Linked DNA regions of Homo sapiens: region 2 is linked to region 1. The links are chromatin contacts, found by Hi-C in ENCODE. All regions are on one chromosome and are shown on one strand. The core of a region is the stretch at or near the end of the contact, and the rest is flanking DNA. Distances in the headings are between cores, read along the strand shown. Region 1 overlaps ARHGAP15 (Rho GTPase activating protein 15). Region 2 overlaps ZEB2 (zinc finger E-box binding homeobox 2).

Evidence for each region. A loop is a pair of places that touch in the nucleus more often than their neighbours do.
Region 2: a loop to region 1 is called in a map of mesothelial cell of epicardium, with 29 times the contacts of the local background. The contact joins two enhancer-like sites. A Hi-C loop is called at or near these places in 1 of 168 maps with a recorded cell type or tissue (mesothelial cell of epicardium).

What each region holds. Positions count from the first base shown.
Region 1 is chr2:143,477,778-143,484,230 of GRCh38, forward strand. The region is part of intron 8 of ARHGAP15 (Rho GTPase activating protein 15); the gene reads left to right. Among named protein-coding and RNA genes, the nearest start is that of ARHGAP15-AS1, 300 kb to the right of the region's middle. RefSeq lists enhancers at 3,019-3,532, 3,762-4,522. Within about 2 kb of position 3,239, at least 2 of the 41 ENCODE cell types and tissues checked have a DNase peak (open chromatin) inside an H3K27ac peak, as active enhancers do.
Region 2 is chr2:144,465,771-144,472,656 of GRCh38, forward strand. All of the region lies in intron 2 of ZEB2 (zinc finger E-box binding homeobox 2), which reads right to left. Among named protein-coding and RNA genes, the nearest start is that of ZEB2-AS1, 50 kb to the right of the region's middle. Within about 2 kb of position 4,180, at least 2 of the 41 ENCODE cell types and tissues checked have a DNase peak (open chromatin) inside an H3K27ac peak, as active enhancers do.

The DNA.
Region 1 (6,453 bases), core at 1,989-4,488:
GGTTCTTATCTGCTTTTCCCCAAGTCCTGATCCTGAACTCTTACACTCAGTTCCTGTGAAGCAACCAGGAACAAAACAAGCCTCTGAGCTCTGGGGTTGGGCATAGAGAAGAATGGGATTTCCCAGTTTGGCTGAAAGAAGAACTAAGGAGTTTGCAGAAGTAAATGTATTCACTTACACTGTTGTGGGCTAAGTGTGTGTCTGAAAAAGATTGTGTGAGGGCAGGGGTAAAACTGAAAGACACAGCTAGGTTGCTAGCCATTTTTGCCTGAAAGGAACCCCCAATTCCCACCTACATCTCTCCTTCTGTGTTCATTGTTGTCTTGCTGCATAGAGCAATCTGGAGCATGGTGAGTGATTTGTCTTCTGCCCAGTATGCATCCTTGCAGCAGAACTCAATTCATGTCCATGGTGGTTACAGTTCTGTCCTACCCAGATGTATTCTTCAACTGTTCTTATTGGCAATCCAGAGAGTATTCAGCCACCAGCTCCACTGTTGTCCCATGATTCACTCATCTTACCTAAGATGACTCTTTTTCTCTCTCAGCCGTACAATGATACACACCACATGGATAGTTTCAGTAATCAGTTCATGGTAAAGCAGATGATTTAAGACCTTAGGTTGCAAGTACTTGAGTATGGTGAGGCAAGGGGGTGGGGGACATTACCATCTCTCTATGTCCTTAGACACGGTGACAGCATTGCCACACAGATGGACAGGCAGGGCCTTAGGGCAGGGAATCAGACACCACCTGAGTTGTGGTTCTGCCACTGATTTGCTACTTGGCTTAACTTCTCTGAACCTCAGATTTCTAATCTGTAAAATGGATAATAATGGAACCTACCATATTGATAAGGATTAAATGAGATCAATGTGCTTAGTAAATTCCTTATTATATAGCAAATAACTTCAAAATATTAGTCATTATTATAAATATGACATTAGAATAATCCGATTGTCTAGCAAAAGTGGAAATTAAGACTATTTTAGAAGAATTATGTATAACTTATAATCTAAGAAACATTTTCCCACTTCTTAACTATTGATTATTTGGCTTTAAGACATTTCTCAAACTATCTGCACATGTCATGTATGTTTTTCTGTCCTGGCTGAAAATTTTGTTTGGAAAATTAAGGATACATTATAGCATATTCTTTACTAAAGATACATTGTAACACACAGTCCAGGAATTTAGAGATTTAAAGAAGAAGCCTCAAAATTACTATATGTTACTCCCCTCTATACCTGCTGAGAATGTATCTTTACAGGCATTTTTACAAATGTGCAAACAAATACGTACATATGATATACAGTGGTAGCTCTCACTATGTATGTATACATGGAAAGAGTATTTAAATGCCACTCAACTGAAATACTGCTAATGATGGTTCAGAATCTGAGTCCATACATCAGTACTGAAATATCCAATATTCTTATATATGCATGTGTTTTATTCTCCAACTTGACTTACTTTTTTGCGGAAATCTAAGTGTTAATTTCGTAGAAGGCAGAGGCTATCACCTCTCTGGTGGAATTACCACGCCTACAACTCTTTTTGGGGTTTTTTTTTTTTCTCTTTTATGGACTGATGTTCACATTTATATTTAAGGCTCTTCTCATTTGATTTGGCTGTGGCCTGTTTTCTATCACTAGAAGAGAACCCATTCCTGTATTTAATATACAATCTTTCCTCATGGAAAACATATTTCTGCTTCACAGTGCCCTTTGTGTGGATTGATGCCCTATGATATTTTCTTCTTTTTTTTAGTAATTCAGCTTTCAATATCAGCTACTGCCTTAGCTCAATAACCACTTACTTTATTAGCAAATTTATCAAAGTTTTGAACAGCTCTCAAGTGACAAAGTTTTACTGACACTATATCAAGTCATAAGAAGCCCAGTTAAAATATATAATCAATAGAAGAATGTCTAAATGATCTGAATCTTTACATTTTACACTGTATCTCATTTTGTTTTAAGGAAAAAAAAAATGTCATTGTGTTTCTCTACATACAAGATAGGTTTTGCTGTTTAGGTATATTTTCCCTCTTTTTATTGTTTTTCTGAAAATGTAGTATTTTCATAACCTGTGACGCAAAAAAAAAAAGTCATTAAACTCTGGCTTATAAAAGGAAACCAGATAAATCTATAGTGGAAGGGAAATTAAACATTGTGATGGTATACTTAATATTTGCAGTATGGGATTGAAGTTATCAATCATCATTATTACCATTAAAAGTACTCACTATGAAACCCAAAGCTATGCTAAGTGCTATAACAAAAAGAGTTTAAACAAAACACCCTGCCTTACACTATAGAAATACATTATCAATGTAGATACACCTAAGATGTATTACGAGCAAAATAAAAATACTAAGTCTATACATGAAAAGACAGTGAAGAATTTACATCATAGACAAATGCATTAGAAGTAGAAGACATGGATACATAAATTCCTGAGAAAAGTAGCCATGAAATTTTCCTATGGCTGAATTGACAGTAGACGCCAGCTGTTCACTGATATCAAAAATGCAAAAATGTGGTTAGATTTAACTACTTAAAGTTGATAATGCAGTCTAAAAGTAAACATTTTAATTGTATGAATTTTCACTTCTCCTTAAATGGGTAGATAGCATGAATATTAATCATGGAATAGATGATGAGTACACACCCTTCTGTTATGAATCTAATTGTCTATTTTGTATTTCCACAATGTCTAAGTGGGAATTAAGTGGTTAAAACTGAGCACTGCAGTTAAAGTGCCCAGCATTCCCTCTTTCAATTATTTCCAGATTTAATCATGATTTGTGTTTTGAGCAAGTCACTTAAAGTTTCAATAACTTAGTTTTTCAGGCTGCAAGTTGGGGTTTGAAATTATGACTTCTATTTACACTGAGCAAGTGAAAAAAAGAGATATTAAATGACCAACAGTACATTAAGCCCAAACTTACCCTTTCTGCCCACTCTGACATAGGGAGTTATGTGCAAAGTTCTGGGAGCTCTGAAACCACAGGCGGGGGAAGGCAAAGCAGTATTTATTACAGCCCCATGAATTAGCACAAGCGTGAATGCCCTGGAAAGGAATAAACAGGAGGCTGGAAAGAAATGTAATAAACTTGATTTCTTTTTTTCAATCAATTTGGGATAAGGTGCTCTTATTTATGTAATTTGGAAAGTAGTTAAGCAGGGTAATTCCAATACAAGAAGTTTGTGTTGGAAAATGTGAGTGGAGATAATTCAGTACTTTGTTATGTAATCCCTATGATGGTGTGAGAAGAGTTTTGGAACCTCTGGGGATTAAGAGCCTGACAAAACCTTATTTTGTCTTTTTTTTTTCTTTGATTTCCTGCTCTGAATACTGCAGAGTGGTAAGATGATGGCACTAAAGCTACTGTTGCCAGCTTTGCCCTTGATGTCCTTTTGGAATTGAATTGAAATGTTTAGAGCTCCTAGCTGCTAACAAAACTATCTACCTACACTGATGTTGATCTCAATGTCAAACCTCACCGATAAAGTGAGAACAAGTAGTGTAGAAAGCTGTGTGTAATAGCTTTTCTGAAGTATAATGACTCCACTTTCCTTTAGCAACATTTCTGAAATGTTGGCTGTCCCAGCACTTCCAAATTTCAAAAAAAAAATAATAACAACATGTAATTGTAACATGGGAATACCGCGAGAACAGCAGTTTGGCAGGAAAAGAAGGTATTTCAAAATAAGGTCCCCAGAAAGAGATGTTCTGGCAGATGCACAATTTTGGATCATATTATCCAAACCGTTGAATTCTGGAAGATTTGGGGGTTTTCTTTTTTGGTTCCCATACCCTAAATGGGAGTAGATATTCGTCGTCCATCCAGAGGGCATTGTTTCCCCTTCCTGTTACTAAAGTGAGAAAATAAGTATACTAAGGGCACCCATTTACAGTAAGCATTCGTAGCTCTAGAGGTGATTTTTAATAGCACAATAGCTGTGTCAGGTATAACACTTGTGTTGGGCTAATGCCTATTCTCATATGTAATACTATTAACTGAAGATCATCTTAGAAAGCCCACTATCCTAACATCTTAGAAAGCCCAGAATTCTAACTCCCCTCTGGTGAGAGCAGTTTTAGCACCAATTAAGTCTCTCAACTGGTTAAGAATGGTATTTAAAGCTAATGCCTTTGGCCTGTGTGTTGAGATTTGAATTGCCTATTGTTATTGAAAATTCTCAGTCTTTGAAAAGCATTCTATTTGTTCAGGCTTGACAGAAAAGATCTCCAATGGGAAAAGCAGAGGAAAACATAAAGGAAATATAAGTAAATTCTAGAATACCTGGAAAGCTAGTACATTTCAGGTTAAGGTTAATGTTTATGGAGGTAAAAATACCTAGGATTAAGAGTGATTGCTCTAGTCTCTTATGCAAATCAGATTAAATATTTCAGAGTTTAAACCCATATCTCTTTTGGCTCTATTTATTTTCAAATAAAAACTCAAAGTGGGAATGGAAAAAAAAAACTACTCGTTGGCTTAACATAAATCTTTAAACTGCAGGAAGCTTCACCCTCAAAAAGTAGTTGAATCTCTGAGGGAAAAGAAAAGGCTGAATTCTATTTTTCATAAATGATGGATTATTGTACCACACTGTGTATTTTCCAGTAAAGTGTCCTTTTATTTGCACTGTGTGATTACAAGTTTCTAAAAGTATGTGTGGGGTCACTTGGGTGCTGTGGGAAAATGGAAGGAACACTGTTCTGTTAAAATCAGTAGTGAAATCAGAAGCAAACTATGTCCCGATTATCACAGGCATGTGTTTAAATTTTGCTTTCCTTAATTGGTTATGTTGTATTTACTTAAAATGAACAATTTGGCAAGTTTTTCTCCCTTGACAACAGAAAAGCGTAAACTGTTTTATAAGTTTGGCTGTTAAAATCAGATTTGTAAACCACGATATTCAAAGACTTTTACGGCTGTTTACAGGGTCCCAGTGATGGACCTTGCTTTATATCCACGCACTTCTTAACATTTTTATTTTGTATTTATAGTGCTTTCAAGTTATTTGGTTAATAAAAAGTATGCTATATATTATAGTCATCTATTGACTTCAACCTCTACATAACTCTTCTTAGAACAAAATGAGTGGAATGAATGATGGCACAGGCCTTGTAATTTGACTTGTCATCTGAGGACAATTATTTACGGCATCAGGAAATGGAAGTTGACGTTCTAGTCTGTCTCCAGGAAAGTAATCATTAGAGCCAACTTTGGAGAGTTTGGCTACGTTAAAAACTGTCTAATCATGTCCAAGACTCTGCTAGTTTCTCAGTATGTATGAGAAGGAAACAAGATAAAGCATTTAAAAACATATTTTCATTTTCTTTGAAAAACCAATGCACCTTACACGCATTTCTCACATGTGGAGCCAGATGGTGGTATTGAAGACAATATGATATACATATATATCTCTCTAATTAAGAATACTATCACCAGAATACCTAGGGGAGTTTCAAAAAGATATAACTCATACCGTAATTATTTTCATAATCTAGCATTTATACGTCATGTGTGTATATTTTAATTTGCAAAGTACTTTCTAATGGCATCGTTTTTACTAGTTCCAAATGGAAGAAAAAAAATATACCGTGCTTGGCCCTGCATTTCTTGGTATTCTATCATGGGAAATGGCAAGGTTTTTGAGGTGAGACCAGAAATCGAAAATATTACTTTTGTAACCTGTGAAAACTTAGATTGATTATTCTGTGTCATTCCAAAGATGGACTTGAAACCAAAATTGCCCTGAGGCAGAGTTATTCTGAAGGATGTTAAGTGTTTCTTCAGTCTCCAACACTAGAATACAGACCTATGGGACTTTGACTACAGCTGTCAGTTGAAGCAGATCATACATGACTGGTGGTCACTGCGATGACTGGACCTAGAAGGAAAGTTGTTAGGATAGCACATAAACACACTTTGTTAAGATGCTCAGAATGACTCTTCCAACTATACAATTTTGAATTTGTTAATGGCTGATATTCAAGGTCTTGTAAAAGCAATTTTTGTTTGCTTGGGTTCTCAGGGCACTTGATATTTCTCCAAAATGACCTGAGGTCAATCCCTCCTCTTAGATCCTTTAATCTCTTACATTTCCATTTGACTCCTTACTGTGCTGCATTATAATTACACAGGCCAGACAGGCGGCCATGGTGGCTCAGACCTGTAATTCCAGCACTTTGGGAGGATGAGGCAGGAGGATCACTTGAGGCCAGGAGTTCAAGACCATCCTGGCCAACCTGGTGAAATCCCACCTCTATTAAAAATACAAAAATTAGGCCAGGCGTGGTAGCTCACACCTGTAATCCCAGCACTTTGGGAGGCTGGGGGTGGGGTGGATCACTTGAGGTCAGAAGTTCAAGACCAGCCTGGCCAACATAGTAAAACCCCATCTCTACTAAAACCACAAAAATTAGCTAGGCATGG
Region 2 (6,886 bases), core at 2,930-5,429, 990 kb after region 1:
GGTAACTTATTCAGTGTCACTCGTACATATTTATAGTTTAAAAATTAGTCAAAGTTTATGTCCTGAGGTTGTACCTACAGGAAGCCAGATGTGCCTTCTGCACGTGACCTAAGACAGGCCTAGAGCAACTACTAGATAATTTCTCGCTCATCCTCTACACCGTCGATTGCGGCGGCTTTCTGAGGTGAGAGAAACTGACAGCACTAACTCTCCAGGGCAGAACTTTCCAGTCAAGTGGATCAACGGACTGAAAATCTCTTATGAATAGTCATTAGGCCTTCACTACAAACCCCTCAAAACCCAGTTCTCTTTTCGCAACCAAATGCCTTTTGTCATCTTCACAAGGTGCATCATTTAATTACCAATTGATTTCTTTATATATGACAACATGTCAGATAGCAAAATACAGTGTATCTCCCTTAGGGGGGAAAAGTCTGTTAACTATCACTATGCCAGATTATGGAATTATCTGAAAAATAGGCATCGTGCATACTGTTTCTTCATTTTCACTACTTTTTCTAACGTCAGAGTTTCTTTTTGTTGAGAAAAGCCAATAAAAGAAAAAGAAGAAAAAAGCTAATGAGAATCATGATGGAGTCCTCCCATACCCTGAAACACTTTTCAAATTAGTGAGAACACATTTTAAGCTTTCTTTATATGAAAAACGAATACTCAACAACATATAGGGAATATAGAGTGAATTCCAAAATGCAACTATATAGAGAACTACCATGGCCCATCTTTCTACATAAAAAAATGTCAAACAATTGTTCTCATTATACCAAGAATTTACTCAGCTTCTGACTTAGCTAATGCACTGAATCTTCCGCTGTGCAACTGCAGCCTGATAATCAAGTCAGTACTGTATTAATAAGCTGAATAATAAGGGAATTTCAAAAATGTACAGGACTATTATACCGTAACAATAAAACCTCAAACGGAGTAAACCAGGGCAGTGCTGAAGGTAGGCGTCAGAAAATAATGAAACCAGTGTTGCAGCAATGCACTCCATTGTGTGGTAGTGTAAATGCCTGCTTCTTTCATACACAGAAGCCACATTACATGAGTCCGAAATGTTCTCAGAGCGTCACTGTGACTGGTTGTGCTAGAACCTGGCACCGACAGGCACTGAAAGCTGACATTATGCTGTAGGATGTGCTGCAGGTGTGCAGGCCTGGGAACGTGCTCTAATTACATATTTTCCTGCCGCGCAACAATTAAGGTCGCCAAAATAATTGCCAGTTTCTTAATCCCTCCCTAACAAGACTGACATAAGGAATGGTTTATTTTTCTCTGGTTGTTTTGAAAGTGTTCCTCAAGATTTTGGTTTTCTATGGAACTGCATAAAACTAATTCTTATGTTCAGATGTGTGATTATACCCATTGTTAAATAAAAAAAAAAAGGCCTGTCTTTGAATTGTGGTAAAACTAAAATAATTTTTAAAATGTGAATTGTATAACCTGGTAGGTGGTTTAAACATTTTTCCTCTTAAAGAAGGTAAATTTTGCCTTTAAAACCCTACGTTTCTACTCTCTGAACTGCTCAAATCATGTGGAATGTTAAAATGGGCTGGGAAAAAAAGCAGACCACATGAAAACATAGACCAAATAGGTGTCTTCACTTATAGCAATGATTCTTCACCTTTTTGGAGGCGGATAGTGGGGAGACATAGAGCCTTTTAAGAATCTGCTTAAACGTATGGACCCACTGCCCAGGAAAAAAATGCATCAATATACTAAATGTTACATACAATTTCTGGTGGTTTGCAGAGTCTTTAAAAAATCCATTAATGAATTCCAGGGAAAGAATCCCAGTCAACTAATAAATATTGCAATTATTGACACACTCTCCTTCATTCATCCACTTCTGCATTCTCTGAGCCATCTGACCACCATATGAAGCATACAGTATCTACCACAGGCATCAGGAACCAAGTTTGTGGGATTTATATTCACAACTAAAACCCATTTCTTTCATTATTATTAGTTGTCAATTTCCCACTTTGGTTGTGCTAATTGGGCAGAGCTGAATCACTCAGAGAATTCTGAGCCAGCTTACTCAGTCTTGCCCCCTTTCCTACAAATCAGAAGATAGCAATGCGTGCTGATTGAGTACTTAGCAGACAAACTGAAGTTATGTCAAGCGCATTACGATTTAACACAGGCTGAATGGTAGGGGCAGCAGATGTAACTAATGGGGTTAGGGAGAGAAGAAACTGGAGCAGTGAGAGAGGGGATGGAAGGGAAACAAAAGTGATTGTATCGGTAATAGAGACTTCAAAGGGGAGTAGTTTGGAAGATCTGGGTTGGGGGGATCTGGCAAATGGAAAAAGAGGCACATCTGCCTATAGAGTAACTGATAGAGGAGACAGGAAGAGCCTGCCGGGAGAGAAAGCAGAGTGGGAAATCAAAGGCAAGAAAATGTATAGCTGCAGAAGAAGGGAAGCTCGATTCCATTTATAGAGGTAATGACACAAGGCCTCCTACAGTTGGAACTGTCCCAAATTGGCCTGTTTTGAGTGTCCCATCCATGACTTGTTGCTAAGTTGGACACAAAAAGCAAACTTTAATAATTTGATAAAACCATTTCATCTTGATGTTTGAAAAATCCTTTCATTACAAGAATAGTGGGTGATTTAAATATTACCTGTTCCTCTTTCCAGTTTTTCTTATGTGTCTGATGCTTAAGGACAATGTTTGGTCAAAAAACTGAGGTCTCATGATAGACAACTCAAATGTGAGTTTTATGGATACAAGTAAGGAACAGGCATGCCATTTCCTTTTTTTAGGAGATGCTTTGATTCTTGAAGGGGTGGACAGTCGAATTCCAACGATGGAGTTAGCACATGTGTGTGTGCATGTGTGTGTACATGCACACACATGTTTGCGTGTATTACAGTACAACAGGGGGTGAGGACAGAAGGGCAAAGACCAAATTCTTAAAGTGGCTTTGAGGCATGCAGGGGTCAGAAATGGGCTGTGCTGCTAAAACTCAGAGCATATTCTGGGATGCTGTTTCTACCACCAGTGGCTCATTCCTGTTCATTATTCACATGCTACATGCCACTCAGGTGTTTTTTTAAGGCCAGCTCAAGCATGTCCTTTCTGACCTGTTCAGGGAGGGAAACTCTTAGTTCCTCCTTGTACATATATCAAATCGAGGACTTACCTTGATCATCCCTCAATTCATTCTATCAGTCACTCAACAAACATTTCTTGAATACTCACAATGTGTCACACTCTTACCCTTGCCAAGCAGTTCTTTCTGACACTAATCTGTAAGGCTCTGTGAGGACTCACTTTTGAACCTTTGGTGCTGGCACATGGTAAGTAGCTAATATTTGTCAAATACAATAAATGAATTGAGTGACTATAAAATAGCTTCCCAAACAAATCAAAGGCAGGCTTATAGTAAAATGTTTCAAAATAGTTGTAAGGTTTTTTAAAAATGATTTTTCTATACAGAAGTACACTTATTAGTAAAATAAATTTTTAAAACATTGCAGTTCAGTTCTTGGTTTAGTCACAATCATAGTACTACTGGTAGCTTTCTCCTGGTCACGGCCAATTCACCAACTAACACACTGCCTTCGTAGAGCACGCAAAGATGTATCCAGCTTCATTTTTGACTGATATAAATACCATCAGCCAGTACTGAGCATTGCACACACTGATCTGAGTGCTACAGACTCCCAATTAGTCACTATTCATACAATTCTACACCTAGCCCATAACAGGCTTTTTTTCCCTTAACCCAATTTCCTTGACCTGTGTTTTCCTTCTAACCAGAGTTCAGAGACAAAGGCAGAGCAGTAAATCATTTTCTTAGAAAAACACCATCAGGCTGCTTTAGTCCTTTGGGCTGTTATTTATATGCTGTACCTGAAAAAGTTATTTTGGGATAGTGTAGCTCACTAAATTATATTTTCCTCATTATCATTATTACTTCAAAATGATCATTAATTTGCTCTTTGGCTTTCTAAGAGGGAAAACATCAAAGAAACAAGAGTTCCCCCTAATTTAACTTTTCTTGAAAGGTAACTGATTTACAAACAAATTACTTGTGCCTTTTAAGGAAGAGCCAAGTGCATCTGCTCATTTGATACATTTTCAAGGGTTACAGTGTGGAAATGAAGCTCTAAGAAGCTCCTGTGTGATCCACAAACAACTTCACGCTGTATTACACGTGCATCAGATACAGAGACCAAACCCTCTGAGTTGCAAGCAACCTGTGATGCAGAATGCTTGCTTGGCAGTGCCTGAAACAGCTTATTTAAATTGCAAACTTTGCAGTCACCACTTACAGGTGATTTTGAAAGTTCATTATATAAACTAAACAGCTTAATCTCCATACTTTGTTTTTAAAATCATACATATATTATCTCTGAAAGATGCTATTTAATCTCTCTCTCTCAAAAACTCATCAACTCTGTTAAGAAATTGCCTTAGAGAGTAAAAATGTATTTAAAACACGCATGAATCTTAAACAAATGTTTCAACTTGAGGGCAAATAATGTTAGAGACACAGGTAGGAATTGCCAGGATGAAGTTTGCCTTGAATAGAGATCACATGAGAAAAAATTTGAAGTCATAACTTTATAGTACAAGATGATCAAAGCCAAGTATTAATACTTTTTTATCAGCTCACCTTCTAAACAATATTTCAGTAGATTTCCTTTCACACAGTGATATTTGTAATAAATGTTCTGCCTTTGTTTTAAAGTCAGTCTGTAGAAAGATGACATCAGCTTAGCAAACAATAAAGTGCCTGTAATATTGTCTCCAGAGGGCTGTTACATTTACTTTGTAGCAGTAAAATTCAATTTTCAAAAAACACTACATGAATGATGTTAGGTTATTAACCCTATCACCACCGTAAAACATCATTATTGTGTGCAGAATGTAGGTCACTATCTAGAAGCCATAAGTTGCTTTTTTGTTAAATAATCCACTTAAGCTTCTTTTCTTTCCTAGAGCCTGGGTTGTGTCCCTTCTTTTGGGAAAAAAATATTCCAGCATCTAGTCAGCAGACTGGAACAAGACCCCTACACTTTTCATTCTAAGGCTCTCTTTCTTTGTTGCCATTCAGTTATGTACCCCAGTTCTGAAGTAACCCTTTGCATTTACTTATTACCAAAGCCTGTTGTTCTTCAATGAAAAATTAGTATATCATCATGTTTTTTCAAGTGGCAGAGTCATAACTCTCACATGTTTCGGTTCTAGGACAAAAAGAAAATAAGGATGTGTCTCATTGCAAAGCCTGAATCACTCTCACATTTGAAGACCTTGAACACAAATGCTTTATTTCTGGACCTTAATATGTTTCACTTGCTATGCCTGCATAACAGCGGTAGTTACCTGATATAAGTGATTAAAATCCTTCCTGTTTAGAAAGAAGAAGAATATTTAGCGACAGGACATCAGCATGCAAAGAGTTAACTAGTTAAACTTCTACAAACCCCCAGAGTAACTTTCCAAAAGCTGACAATAAGTAAAAGAAGTGCTGGTTATCCATTTTTTAAAGGGATGGGATTGGTTTTAGAAGAAAGGGAAAGAGGATCAAACACCTCAATGCAACAAAAGGTTGTGTCAGAGGGCCCTCAATCACAAACCTCCTTCAACAACAGATATTCCAACCTTCCAGAGCAGTTACCCAGGCAGCACAGCTAAAAAGTTCCATGACATGAAAAGAACAAAAACCTAAGGGACAGAGGTAGTTATTGTCATGCACACTCTTCTCTCTCTCTCTCTTTCTTTTTTTTTTTTGGCTTGGGTTTTTCCCTCCCCCACAAAACTTTTGCATAAGCTGTTAGAGAAAAGTAATGGTGTGGCTTTCTAAAAAGAAATCCCCTATTTGTAAGCCACCTCCTAGGTAGTGAGGTAGCCCAGTGGACTTTCTGTAAGAAACACCTGGTAAGTGGAGAGATCATTTACACGAATATTTCAAAAGAGACATCTAAAATTAATAAGCACAATTACAGCCCTGTAAATGTGGTCAACATTCCCTTGAAATCACTTGTGTTTTTTTTTTTTAATTGATGTTATTTTCTTTTCAGACAAATTTTCTTCAGTGCACAGTGGATATATGTTATTTGCATTTTCTGTGTTGGGTCTTAGAGGTATCTTAACAGCTTGTATGAATTTTCCACCAAAACGTAAATTATTAACAAGTCAGAGTTTTCATTTGTTTTATCTCCTGATGTGAGATCTAAATAAGTATGTAGAACACTTAAAATTCTTGCCATTTCTCTGCTTTCTGAAAAATAAATCTCATGCATACTGCACAATATATGTTCTTATGCATAACATGTTTCCATTTAATGGGAAAAAAAAACTAATTTCAGGAGGAATACTGTATGTTTCCTGGACACTTCGTTTTATAAGCAGAGTATTAACCCAAAGAAGCATTTGGTCATGTTTTCTTCATCATCATCATCATCATCATCATCATCATATCATCATCATTCTTATCATAATGTTCTTTATAATCATCCTCAAAAAGCATTTAAAGTCTTCATCTTTACCTGGTTTGATATTAGGTATCTTCGATTAACTTTGCCCTGATTTCTAAGACATAAACTACTGTTAGAACCAGATTTTTAAAACCCAGTTATGTGGTCCTCAAAATTTACATGCAAGGATAATATGGCATACAGCATGATGGTGATTGAAGCGGGGTGTGATTGGGGAGTCCTATGAGATATGATAATAATACTAATAGCAAACATGTTAACAGTGCTTACTGTGTGCCAGCAGTGCTCTAAATAAATGATCTTATTACTCATCACAACAATCCATTTTACAGATGAGGAAGCTGAGGTGAAGTGCTGTCAGGTAACTGCCCAATGTCATAGGTAGCAAGTGGTGGAAATGGAAGTTTTGAACC